Linked DNA regions of Homo sapiens: region 2 is linked to region 1. Evidence: chromatin loops called from intact Hi-C (ENCODE). Cell type or tissue: CD14-positive monocyte. All regions are shown on one strand. Each heading gives the region's core, and the rest is flanking DNA. Links, peaks and the distances in the headings are about the cores only.

Region 1 (5,366 bases), core at 166-5,165:
TGTAATCCCAGCACTTTGGGAGGCCAAGGCAGGCAGATCATGAGGTCAAGAGATGGAGACCATCCTGGCCAACACGGTGAAACCCTGTCTCTACTAAAAATACAAAATTAGCTGGGCGTGGTAGCATGTGCCTGTAGTCCCAGCTACTTGTAAGACTGAGGCAGGAGAATCACTTGAACCCGGAGGCGGAGACTGCAGTGAGCCAAGATCACGCCACTGCACTCCAGCCTGGCAACAGAGTGAGACTTCGCCTCAAAGGAAAAAAAAAAAGAAGTCAAGCTAATGTATAGTATAGCAGTACGTATGTATAGCACAAATACATCATTTATTGGAAATTAAGTGAAAGATGTTTTATGGAGAAAAGATGCATGATTTACAAAGTTTTGGAGACCCCCTGGTCTGAGGCCTACCCTCCAGCACCTCTGTCTTTCCCAAGTTGAGAACTTACAAGTTCTCGGACAGAGGCACCACTCTGGTTTCATGTCGTGTCCTAATTCTGGCATGCCATCCTCTCACATTGCATCCAACCCAGAGGACGCAAAATGAATGCTCAGCATGTTTACTAAAACAGTGTCTCTACAATAAACACAGCAGGCCAACATGTATAGCTTTTATTTACCTACCCAAGTTCCTTTTACATGTGAGTTATCTGCATTCCACCTTGCCCCCTCTCCCAGGATGAATCCTCTTGGCACAGAGGAAGGGGTGCCCCTTCAACTAGGGCCAGAGCCTAGATGACCTGGTGGATCCCCCACCATGAAAAAAGCAGGAAGGGAATGGAGAAGAAAAGTGTTGATCACACCTAGCCCTCACCACAGGAGGGGGAATGAAGAGGTCTGGGGGACTGCCCCCATGCTATGCCCCAGTCCTTAAATACAAAGCAAGGAGAATGAAAAGGACCCTCCCTCTGAAATACAGCACCGACCTCAGCATGGAGGCAAAAGGACAGTGGGCAAGACCACGTCCCTCCGAAGGGAGAGGGCTGAAGGAGAGCACATACCGTTAGTGGCTGCGGCACCCCTCCCTACCAGGGTCTGATGCAGCCTCAGCACCGGGAGTGGGGAGAGGGGAGGAGAAGGGATGACAGCACTGTGCCATCCACTCCTCCCTGAACCCCTGGCCCCAGCACAGGCATTCCTCTGCCCACTAGCCCAAGTCAGGGGATGTGGAAGAAACTGTGTTGGAATCCAAGGCCCTTATCTATTTCTTCTTCCGTTCTTGGGAGCAGCGTGGGCAAAACCTGAAACAGAGAAGGGGAGAGAAAAGTGAGTGAAAGGGAGAATGCCCTTGACCACTCAACTTAGGGACCCTCCAACTCCTGCCACTTACCATTTCCCCCGAGGCTTGGTTGTCAGCCCCACACAGGCAAAATGGAACCACTCAATGGAACACTGGAAGAGGAAGAAAGAAGTAGTCAGGGGCCAGGAAGGGCCAGAGGAAGGAGAGAAAGCCCCTCCAGATTCCTTAGGAACATCCTGTCCTTTACTCCATCCTTTTGGAGAATTCTTGGAAGTCCCAAGGCCAACCAGTTCCCACCATCTTCCTTCTATTCTTTTTTTCTTTTTGAGGCAGAGTCTCACTCTGTTGCCCAGGCTGGAATGCAATGACATGATCTCAGCTCACTGCAACCCCCGCCTCCCGAGTTCAAGCTATTCTCCTGCCTCAGCCTCCCAAGCAGCTGAGATTACAGGCACAGGCTATCATGCCTGGCTAATTTTTGTATTTTTAGTGGAGACGGGGTTTCACCGTGTTGGCCAGGCCAGTCTCGAACTCCTGATCTCAAGTGATCTGCTCACCTTGGCCTCCCAAAGTGCTGGGATTACAGGCGTGAGCCACAGCGCCAGGCTTTCAGGCTTTTTTTTTTTTTTTTTTTTTGAGACAGAGTCTTGCTCTTGTCGCCCAGGTTAGAGTGTGGTGGCGTGATCTCAGCTCACTGCAACCTCTGCCTCCTAGGTTCAAGCAATTCTCCTGCCTCTCGCCTCAGCCTCCCGAGTAGCTGGGATGACAGTCGTGTGCCACTATGCTCAGCTAATTTTTGTATTTTTAGTAGAGAAGGGGTTACACTATGTTGGCCAGGCTGGTCTCAAACTCCTGACCTCACGTGATCTGCCCGCCTCAGCCTCCCAAAGTGCTGGGATTTCAGGCAAGAGCTACTACGTCCAGCCCATCTTTCTTCTATTCTGAAGTCCCAGTACTCAACTGTGGGATTTTCCCTCTTGTACCCACTCCCTTCATGCCCCTCACAACCCCCCATCCTAAGGCAAAATGTTTCTCACATCAGGGTTGTCACAGCCAATCATCTCTCCATAGGAGACCTGGTGACAAAGGCAATAGGTGGGTTCGTTGGGATCCACAGGCATATCCAACACATCAGAGGGGTGGACACTGCCAAAGGTCACTGAGGGCATCCCATACTCAGGACTTCTGCATGCCAAGAGGAAGAGAAAGTGTCATCTACAGGAAGGGAAGCTAAAGCCTGAGGCTTTCAGAGGTGGCAGGAGATCCTGGTAGGGCAAATGATTTGTGGCTTCTCCAGCAGATACCAAAATGATAAGAAGAGTTCTTGGCGCAGACATATAGAAAGCGGCAGGGGGCGGTGCAGGCTGGGAGTGGGGCACCGGGAGAGAAGAGGATGTCATCCGGCAAAGGGCTCCCTGAATCACTCACGTGCGCACGAGCTTTAACTTCTTCTGGGCAGTCTTGGGGGCTTCTTCATCCGAGTTTTTCCCTTTGGAACGAGCACGAGCAGCTTTCTTCTCCTTTTGAGTCCGGCCTTCTAGGGAAGAGGGAGAAAGCCAGAAGGCAGGGAGACAGAAAGATGGGTTAAGTCCTCTTCTCTCCCCCTTTCCAACCTGGTGCCAAACTTCCCACCAGATGAAGAGCTGACTTCTTCTCCCTTTCAGTCCTCGCCCCACCTCTCACAGCCCCGCCCCCTCCTCACTCTTTTTGCCTTTGCTGGAAGAGCTGTCATAGTCACTTGACTCAATCTGTTTCTCCTTGAGATCAGCCTCAAAACGGGCCAGGTCTGTGTCCAGCCGCCGAATGTGTTTGTCCACCTGGGTGGAAAGGAAGGAGAAAGGAGAGGTACAAAACTATCTCCAATTAAAGAAAATAGGTTAAGGCAGAGTTTATGGATCTCACAGACCCCAAACAGATCCCAACACAGTTGAAGGAGGGGTCTAAGACCCTGAGGATTAGATGGGAAGTAGGTGGGGAGCCATGAACAGGGCCATACCATCTCATAGGTCTGCATGGCAAGCTGCACCTTGTCGTCACCAAATTCCTTGCACTTGCCATAGGCTTCCTGGATCTGTTTGAGAAGGGCCAATTTTTCCTCGGAGCTCAGGCTGCGGGCACTACTCATATACTCAGTGGCCAACTTGTCAATTTCAGCCTTCAGGTCTACAACAGAGACAGAGGCCTGGTCACAATGGCCCCTGAGTGGCTAGGTGAAACACATTTCTTCCTTTTGTTCTTTGGACCTTTTCCATTGATTAGCATAACCTTCCAACTAAAAAGTACTGAATGTTCAGAGGTACTGTGCCATGCACTCAAGTAATGGAACATACTGACAATATTTGCTTTAAAGGTCCTTTCAAGGTGCTGAAAACATTGCTATCATAGTTGGAATTTAAATTACTGAAACACAGCAAGGGATCCTTTGCACACCACATTAATATGAAGTGTATTTTTGTCCATGTTTGAAGATGCTTCTTTGAAGGGCTTGCTGCTTCTTGAATTTTGTCTCAAAAGCCATTGTTTCCTTCTCAAAAACATCCCACAGCAGTTGTCTGCCGCAAATCAGGCTGAGTCATCTGCTGTTGCTGGTTTCCAAGTCTGTACATCAATATCATACATTTCAAAATTATTAGTATTTTTTCTTTTTGACACAGGGTCTCACTTTGTCGCCCAGGCTGGAGTGCAGTGGCACAATCATGGCTCACTGCAGCCTCAACTTCCTGAGCTCTGGTGATCCTCCCATCTCAGGCACCACCACGCCTGGCTAATTTTTTCTATTTTTTTGTAGAGACAGGCTTTTTCCACGTTACCCAGGCTGGTCTCGAACTCCTGGGTCAAGCAATCTGCCTGCTTCAGCCTCCCAAAGTGCTGGGATTATTGGGGGTGAGCTACCATGCCTGGCCTAATCTATTTATTTTTAGAGGCAGGCGCAGGTTCTCTCTTATGTTTGTTGCCTAGGCTGACCTCCAACTCCTGTCCTCAAGTGATTCTATCTTTTCGCCTCCTGAGTAGTTGAGTATATCACACAATTTAAAATTAGACCTTACTCCAACATCCATGTAACAATTCTGCTTATCTTACTGCTCACTCTATTTTTCTTTTTTTTTTTTTTTGAGACAGGGTCTCACTCTATTGCCCAGGTTGGATGGAGTGCAGTGGCATGATCATGGATCACACTGCAGCCTCAACCTCTGAGCTCAAATGATCTCCCATTTCAGCCTCTGGAGTAGCTGGGACCACAGGCACATGCCACTACACCCTGATAATTTTTTTAAAAAAATTATTTCTAGAGATGAGGTCTCACTATATTGCCCAGGCTGGTCTTGAACTCCTGGTCAAATGATCCACCTGCCTCAGCCTCCCAAAGTGTTGGGATTCCAGGTGTGAGCCACTGCAGCCAGGCTGCCCATCCTATTTGGCTCATCATTGCAACTTCTTTCATTTTCCATTACTTCTTTTTTTCCTGTTTGTCCATCCTAGATATTGCTCCAAACACGTTTTTTTGTTTTGAGACGGAGTCACGCTCTGTTGCCCAGGCTGGTGTGCAGTGGCACGATCTTGGCTCACCTCAACCTCTGCCTCGTGGGTTCAAGGGATTCTCGTGCCTCAGTCTCCCAAGTAGCTGGGACTACAGGTGTGCGCCACCACATCTGGCTAATTTTTGCATTTTTAGTAGAGATGTGGTTTCACCATGTTGGCCAGGCTGGTCTCGAAGTTCTGATCTCAAGTGATCTGCCCGCCTCGGCCTCCCAAAGTACTGGGATTACAGACATGAGCCACGGCACCCGGTCTCCCAGATGTTTTATTTTATTTTATTTATTTTTTTTTGAGACCAAGTCTCACTGTGTTGCCCAGGCTGGAGTGCAGTAGTGTGATTTCAGCTCACTGCAACCTCCACCTCCCAGGTTCAAGCGATTCTCCTGCATCAGCCTCCTGAGTAGCTGGGATTACTGGCATGCGCCACCACACCCGACTAATTTTTGTATTTTTAGCAGAGACAGGGTTTCACCATATGGGCCAGGCTGATCTCAAACTCCTTATCTCAGGAGACTCACCCGCCTCTGCCTCCCAAAGTGCTGGGATTACAGGCGTAAGCCACCGCACCCGGCCCCAAATGTTTTAATATT
Region 2 (5,366 bases), core at 115-5,114, 330 kb before region 1:
GCTCTGCCACTTACTAGTCAGACCTTGGTCAAGACAGTAAAGTTCTCTGGGCCTCAGTTGCCACATATGTAAAGTGGGGATAATACCACCTACACATCAGAGCACTGGTTTGAGGATTAAAAGGTCATGGTCATGCACAAAGTGCCTAGAACCTATGAAGTGGATCCGGTCGCACTTAACAGCTGGTACTTGCCATTCTAATTATCATTCCCCAACTGAACCAGCATTCTCCCCACCCCAGGAGATGAGCCAGGAGCTCTGCCACCAACAGGAGGCCCTGTGGGAGCTCCTGACCACCGAGCTGATCTACGTGAGAAAGCTCAAGATCATGACTGATGTGAGCCCCCCTCAGCCCCAGCCCCGGCCCCATCTTCCCTGCATGAGCCCCCATCCTCCCAGACTGGAAGGCAGGTCACTGGGGGAGGGAGGGGCAGGATTTCAGGCCAGTCTGGGATGCAGGGAGATAGGTCAGCAGTACTGAAGTTGGTGGGGGGTGGGAGGTGACGACACTGAAGGGCTGCGCTGGGTCCTGAGACCCTCGTCTCCCTCCCTGCAGCTGCTAGCCGCCGGCCTGCTGAACCTGCAGCGAGTGGGACTGCTGATGGAAGTGAGTGGGTGCTCAGGAGGGGACCCTGGCACAGCCCGACCTCTGAGCCTGGGGATGAGGGTGGGCCCTCCAGCCATCCCTGTCTGAATTCCCACTGCCCCGTTTTTTGGGATGCCTTGCCCTCCCTACTTCCCTGTTACTGGGGACTCCAAGCAGGCCACAGGCCCCCCATTTCTCAGACTGACATCCTTGAGATCTTCCAGGCCCAGTGCCCAGTTCATCCTTCTTCACCCCCGCCCCTGCTGTCCAAGCTTAAGGTCCTCACCTTTCCTCAGCCAGTGCCACCCCTGGGGACCTTCCAAAAGTGTGCTGCTCAGCTCTGCTCCCTCCTCCAGGTGTCAGCTGAGACCCTGTTTGGAAATGTCCCCAGCCTGATTCGAACCCACCGGAGCTTTTGGGATGAGGTGCTGGGGCCCACCCTGGAGGAGACTCGGGCCTCGGGCCAGCCTCTGGACCCCATTGGTCTGCAAAGTGGCTTCCTGACGGTGAGGCCTGTGAAGGGCTGTGTCTGGATGGGGCAGGACTCGGAGCCCTCGGGGGTCCTGTGTGTAGGGCATGCCCACAGTATGCAAATCTCTGTGATTTGAGGGGCCGCAGGACACAGCCCCTACCCCTAATATCACCTCACCTCCTCCCTTCATGCCACAAGTCTGACCTCTGTGCCACAGGCTCCTTGTTCTTCTGGAGGCCTTTATGAAATGAAAATGCAGCTGTCTCAGAGAAGGGTCACACCTTGGCTCCCATCAACTACAAAAGCTGGGTGCAGCAAATGAGGCCTAAGTGAGGGGACCCTTAGGAGGACCTGGGTGGGTGTAAAAGGCCACAGGAGGCACCCGGGGCACGGAGAAGAGTGACAAGAGAAAGCAAGAGGGCCTAGGATCCGACTTTCTTCTACAATGTTACCTAGCCAGGAAAATGTGGGCCCTGCAGGAAAAAGTTGCAGTGGGGTAGAGAGGTAGGCGTACTGCCCCTGGGAGCCTTAGGTACCCCCTCCATAGGAGCAAGGCTTCTGAGCCAACTCTTAGGTCGCCACCCCACCCCCAGGGTGAAATGGGATCTGCAATGTCCTGACAACGGTCCAGCTGAATTATCGATGGTGGGAGAGTAAGTCCAGAGCAGCAGGCCCCAGTAGCACTGTGGATAGAGGGAGCTCAGAGAGCTCTGGGTCAGTGTCGGGACCTCAGGCTCCTTCGTGGAATCCAGAGAAAGGGGCGTAGCCTCGAGAGCATTCCTGGGAGGATCCTGGGAGGGAGGGACTGTCAGGAGCTGGGCTAAGGGCCCCTGCGAGGCTCTCTTCACCTGCTCCTGGGTCCTGCAGCTAGAGCCTGTATTCATGGCCTTCTCCCCATGCCTGCTCCCCACCTCCCGTATCTGTCTCTCCAGTTTGGCCAGCGGTTCCACCCCTATGTCCAGTACTGCCTCCGAGTGAAGCAGACCATGGCTTACGCCCGAGAACAGCAAGAAACTAACCCTCTCTTCCATGCCTTCGTGCAGGTGGGAGAAGGGGTGCTGGGGAGGGGGACGGGTGCATCTTAGCCGGCCGGTCTCCAGCTGAGCCTGAGGCTGAGTTCACCACTAGGCAGGGCAGGAGGGAGCAAACCCTGAGCCCCACCCACCTTCCCTGCAGTGGTGTGAGAAGCACAAGCGCTCTGGGAGGCAGATGCTCTGTGACTTGCTTATCAAGCCCCACCAGCGCATCACCAAGTACCCACTGCTGCTCCATGCTGTGCTCAAGAGGAGCCCCGAGGCACGAGCCCAAGAGGCCCTGAATGCCATGGTAGGTGCCCCAGTGGGGCTGGGACTCTGGTGAATCGGGGACTGGGAGGGGGGTCTCTTTCTTAGTGTGTCTGTGACAGTGTGGCGCTGTGCTGTGGCTGGCATTGGTTGGGAGGGGACGGCTGAGCCGTCCCTCCTCCCACACCCCCAACCCCACCTAGATTGAAGCCGTGGAGTCATTCCTGCGACACATCAATGGGCAGGTCCGCCAGGGCGAAGAGCAAGAGAGCTTGGCGGCTGCAGCACAACGCATCGGGCCCTACGAGGTGCTGGAGCCACCCAGTGATGAGGTGGAGAAGGTGAGAGGGCAAAGGGAAGGGACCCAGGAAAAGCAAGGTCCCAGGGATACTGGTGAAGGGGAGGGCTGCAAGGCCAGAACACCCCGTACTTGGGTGCTACAAGGGTGTCCATCATTCCTACCTGGTGGTGACAGTCCAAGGGGTACAGGTCAGAAGAGCAAAAAGGAGGCCCTGGGAGGCTTTCTCTAGCCCATGGGGGAAGGATACAAACAGAAAGGTGTTGGTGGCAGAACCAGGAGCCGCCCTTGGCCAGGAAGTCCAGGCAGACTGCCGAGCGCCCTGACCCCTCCCCTCTGTGTCCCTCAGAACCTGCGCCCATTCTCCACCCTGGACCTGACGTCCCCCATGCTGGGGGTTGCATCTGAGCACACCAGACAGCTGCTGCTGGAGGGGCCTGTGCGAGTGAAGGAGGGACGAGAAGGGAAGGTGAGGGTGCTGCGGACAGAGTGGAGGGGATGGGGCACGGTGGGAGAAGGTAAGAGGCAGAAACGCCGGAAGTGGGAGAAGAGGGGTTTGGGGAAGAGGATGTGGTTCTGGCTAAGCCCCAGTCATTTGTGTGACCCTGAGCCAGCCACTTTGCCTGCCTGTAAAGTGAGAGATGTGACCAAAGCGACGCCCCTGGCCACTCCCGCATTTGGGCTCTGCGTGTGTCCCTGTGTGCCTGCGCACCATGCCTGAGCCTCCTCCCGGACCAGCCCTGCCCCTGGCTCCAGCTGACCCTGTCTCTTTCCCCTACGCCCCCACCCCCAGCTGGACGTGTACCTGTTCCTCTTCTCTGATGTGCTCCTTGTGACCAAGCCCCAGCGCAAGGCGGACAAAGCCAAGGTCATCCGACCCCCTCTCATGCTGGAGAAGCTCGTGTGCCAACCCCTGCGAGACCCCAGTACGTCCTTCCTTCAGGGAGTCTTTTCTTCTCCCTCTTCTCAGCGAGGGGAAGGAGGAGCTGGGACGGAGATCAAATAAAGGCTGGCCTCTTGAAGGTTGTCTCCTCCATCCAGACAGCTTCCTGCTGATCCACCTCACTGAATTCCAGTGTGTCTCCAGCGCCCTCCTTGTGCACTGTCCCAGTCCTACAGACCGTGCCCAGTGGCTGGAGAAGACCCAGCAGGCCCAGGTATGGGAAAGCCAGCAACGGGGAGGCATGGGCAGGGGTCCCCGGAGCTCAGAAATGGGAGCACAGTGGTGGATCACACCTGTAATCTCAGCACTTTGGGAGGCTGAGGCAGGTGGATCACCTGAGGTCAGGAGTTTGAGACCAGCCTGGCCAACATGGTGAAACCCCGTCTCTACTAAAAATACAAAAATTAGCCGGGCGTGGTGGTGTGTGCCTGTAGTCCCCATTACTTGGGAGGCTGAGGCAGGAGAATCACTTGAGCCCGGGAAGTGGAGGTTGCAGTGACCTGAGATCGTGCCACTGCACTCTAGCCTGGGTGACAGAGTGAGACCCTGAAGAAGAAGGAAAAAAAAAAGAATGTAGGAAGGAAGGAAGGAACGAATGAACATGGGAGCGCAGAGGGGAGGAGGAGAGAGGCTGGGGTGGATTCAGTTTCAGACTGGACAATCTGATGTGCCCCAGAGAGGGAGGCAGAGCCTCCACCATCCATCAGAAGACAGAAAAAGCCTTTGGCCAGCTACTGTGCCAGCCACTGGGAGAGCCCAAGATACAGCATCCCCTGAAGGTTTGTACAGCCTGAAATGATTAACTTCTAGAAGTCATCTTCCATTCGCAGACATTTACAGGGCACTTGCTGAGTACGGCAGGCACTAGAGCTAGGTGCTAGGGAATCAGAAAAGAGTAAACCACCATTCCTGCCCTCAAGGCCTAGGTGCTGCAGCCTGGTTGAGTAATTAGTATACAAACAATAGAGAGAAGTTATGTAGAATGAAGCTGGGACAGAGAAGGGAGCAAGGCATTGTCTGCTGGGTCTGTTTGGAAGGGACACAGAGGAGCTGATGTCTGAGCACCATTTGGGAGGATACCTAGGAGTATGTCAGGGAGTCAGGGTGGAAGGGAAGGGCATTCCACATGGAGGAGCAGAACGTGCAAAGGCGGGAACTGTGAAACAGTTGTGTGTGTTGAGAGAACTGCCCCCATTGGTATTGCTACAGTATCAAGTACAAGAGTAGACGCAGCAGGGAGAGGCTAGGGGGTAGGTGCCACCAGGTCATGCCCATCTCTGCATGTCATGATAAAGCATCCTATAGATGAGCTTTGTCCTTTGGATGACAGAGGGCCAGTGAAGGAGTCGGGCAGGGGAGTGATGTGAGCAGATAAAAAGCAGGAGGAGTTCAAAAGAAGAGAGATGCAAATGGAGCTGTATTAGGTCCCACAAACTTGGTGGCCTAAAATGCATCAGAAGCTTACTCTCTCACAGTTCTGGAGGCCAGAAGTTTCAAATCAAGGTGTTGGCAGAGCTGAGTTTCCTCTGGAGGCTCTAGAGGAGAATCCATCCTTGCCTCTTCCAGCTCCTGGTTGCCCCAGGCGTTCCGTGGCTTGTGGTAACAAAATTCCAAACTCTTTCTCTGTCTTCCCATGGCCTTCCTCTCTGTATGTCTCTGTGTCCAAATTTCCCCCTCCTTTCTCTTACAAAGATGTGAGTATTAGATTTCGAGCCCACCCTAAATCCAGGGAGAACTCATCTTGAGCTCTTAGGATCTCTGCAAATCTGCGAAGACTCTTTTTC

What was found. A loop is a pair of places that touch in the nucleus more often than their neighbours do. Peaks named below come from ENCODE experiments on the same cell type or tissue, not always from the same donor. Only the 100,000 strongest peaks of a DNase experiment are listed, where the experiment ranks them.
Region 2: it touches region 1 in a loop (7-fold over the local background); 1 of 110 quality-filtered maps calls a loop at or near these places.

The regions. Positions count from the first base shown.
Region 1 is chr12:6,649,995-6,655,360 of GRCh38, forward strand. ING4 (inhibitor of growth family member 4) reads right to left here. Exons shown (of 8, transcript NM_016162.4): 3 at 3,236-3,402; 4 at 2,942-3,056; 5 at 2,668-2,773; 6 at 2,277-2,424; 7 at 1,330-1,391; 8 at 307-1,240. The coding sequence ends at 1,201. Among named protein-coding and RNA genes, the nearest start is that of ACRBP, 5.2 kb to the left of the region's middle. In CD14-positive monocyte, for the core only: no CTCF peak of the experiment used is centred there; no DNase peak of the experiment used is centred there; H3K27ac peaks cover 1,184 bases.
Region 2 is chr12:6,315,313-6,320,678 of GRCh38, forward strand. It overlaps PLEKHG6 (pleckstrin homology and RhoGEF domain containing G6), which reads left to right. Exons shown (of 16, transcript NM_001384598.1): 5 at 242-337; 6 at 557-607; 7 at 943-1,092; 8 at 1,991-2,101; 9 at 2,235-2,384; 10 at 2,545-2,682; 11 at 2,989-3,108; 12 at 3,433-3,565; 13 at 3,681-3,796. Among named protein-coding and RNA genes, the nearest start is that of PLEKHG6, 7.3 kb to the left of the region's middle. RefSeq lists an enhancer at 3,359-3,978. In CD14-positive monocyte, for the core only: no CTCF peak of the experiment used is centred there; no DNase peak of the experiment used is centred there; H3K27me3 peaks cover 739 bases.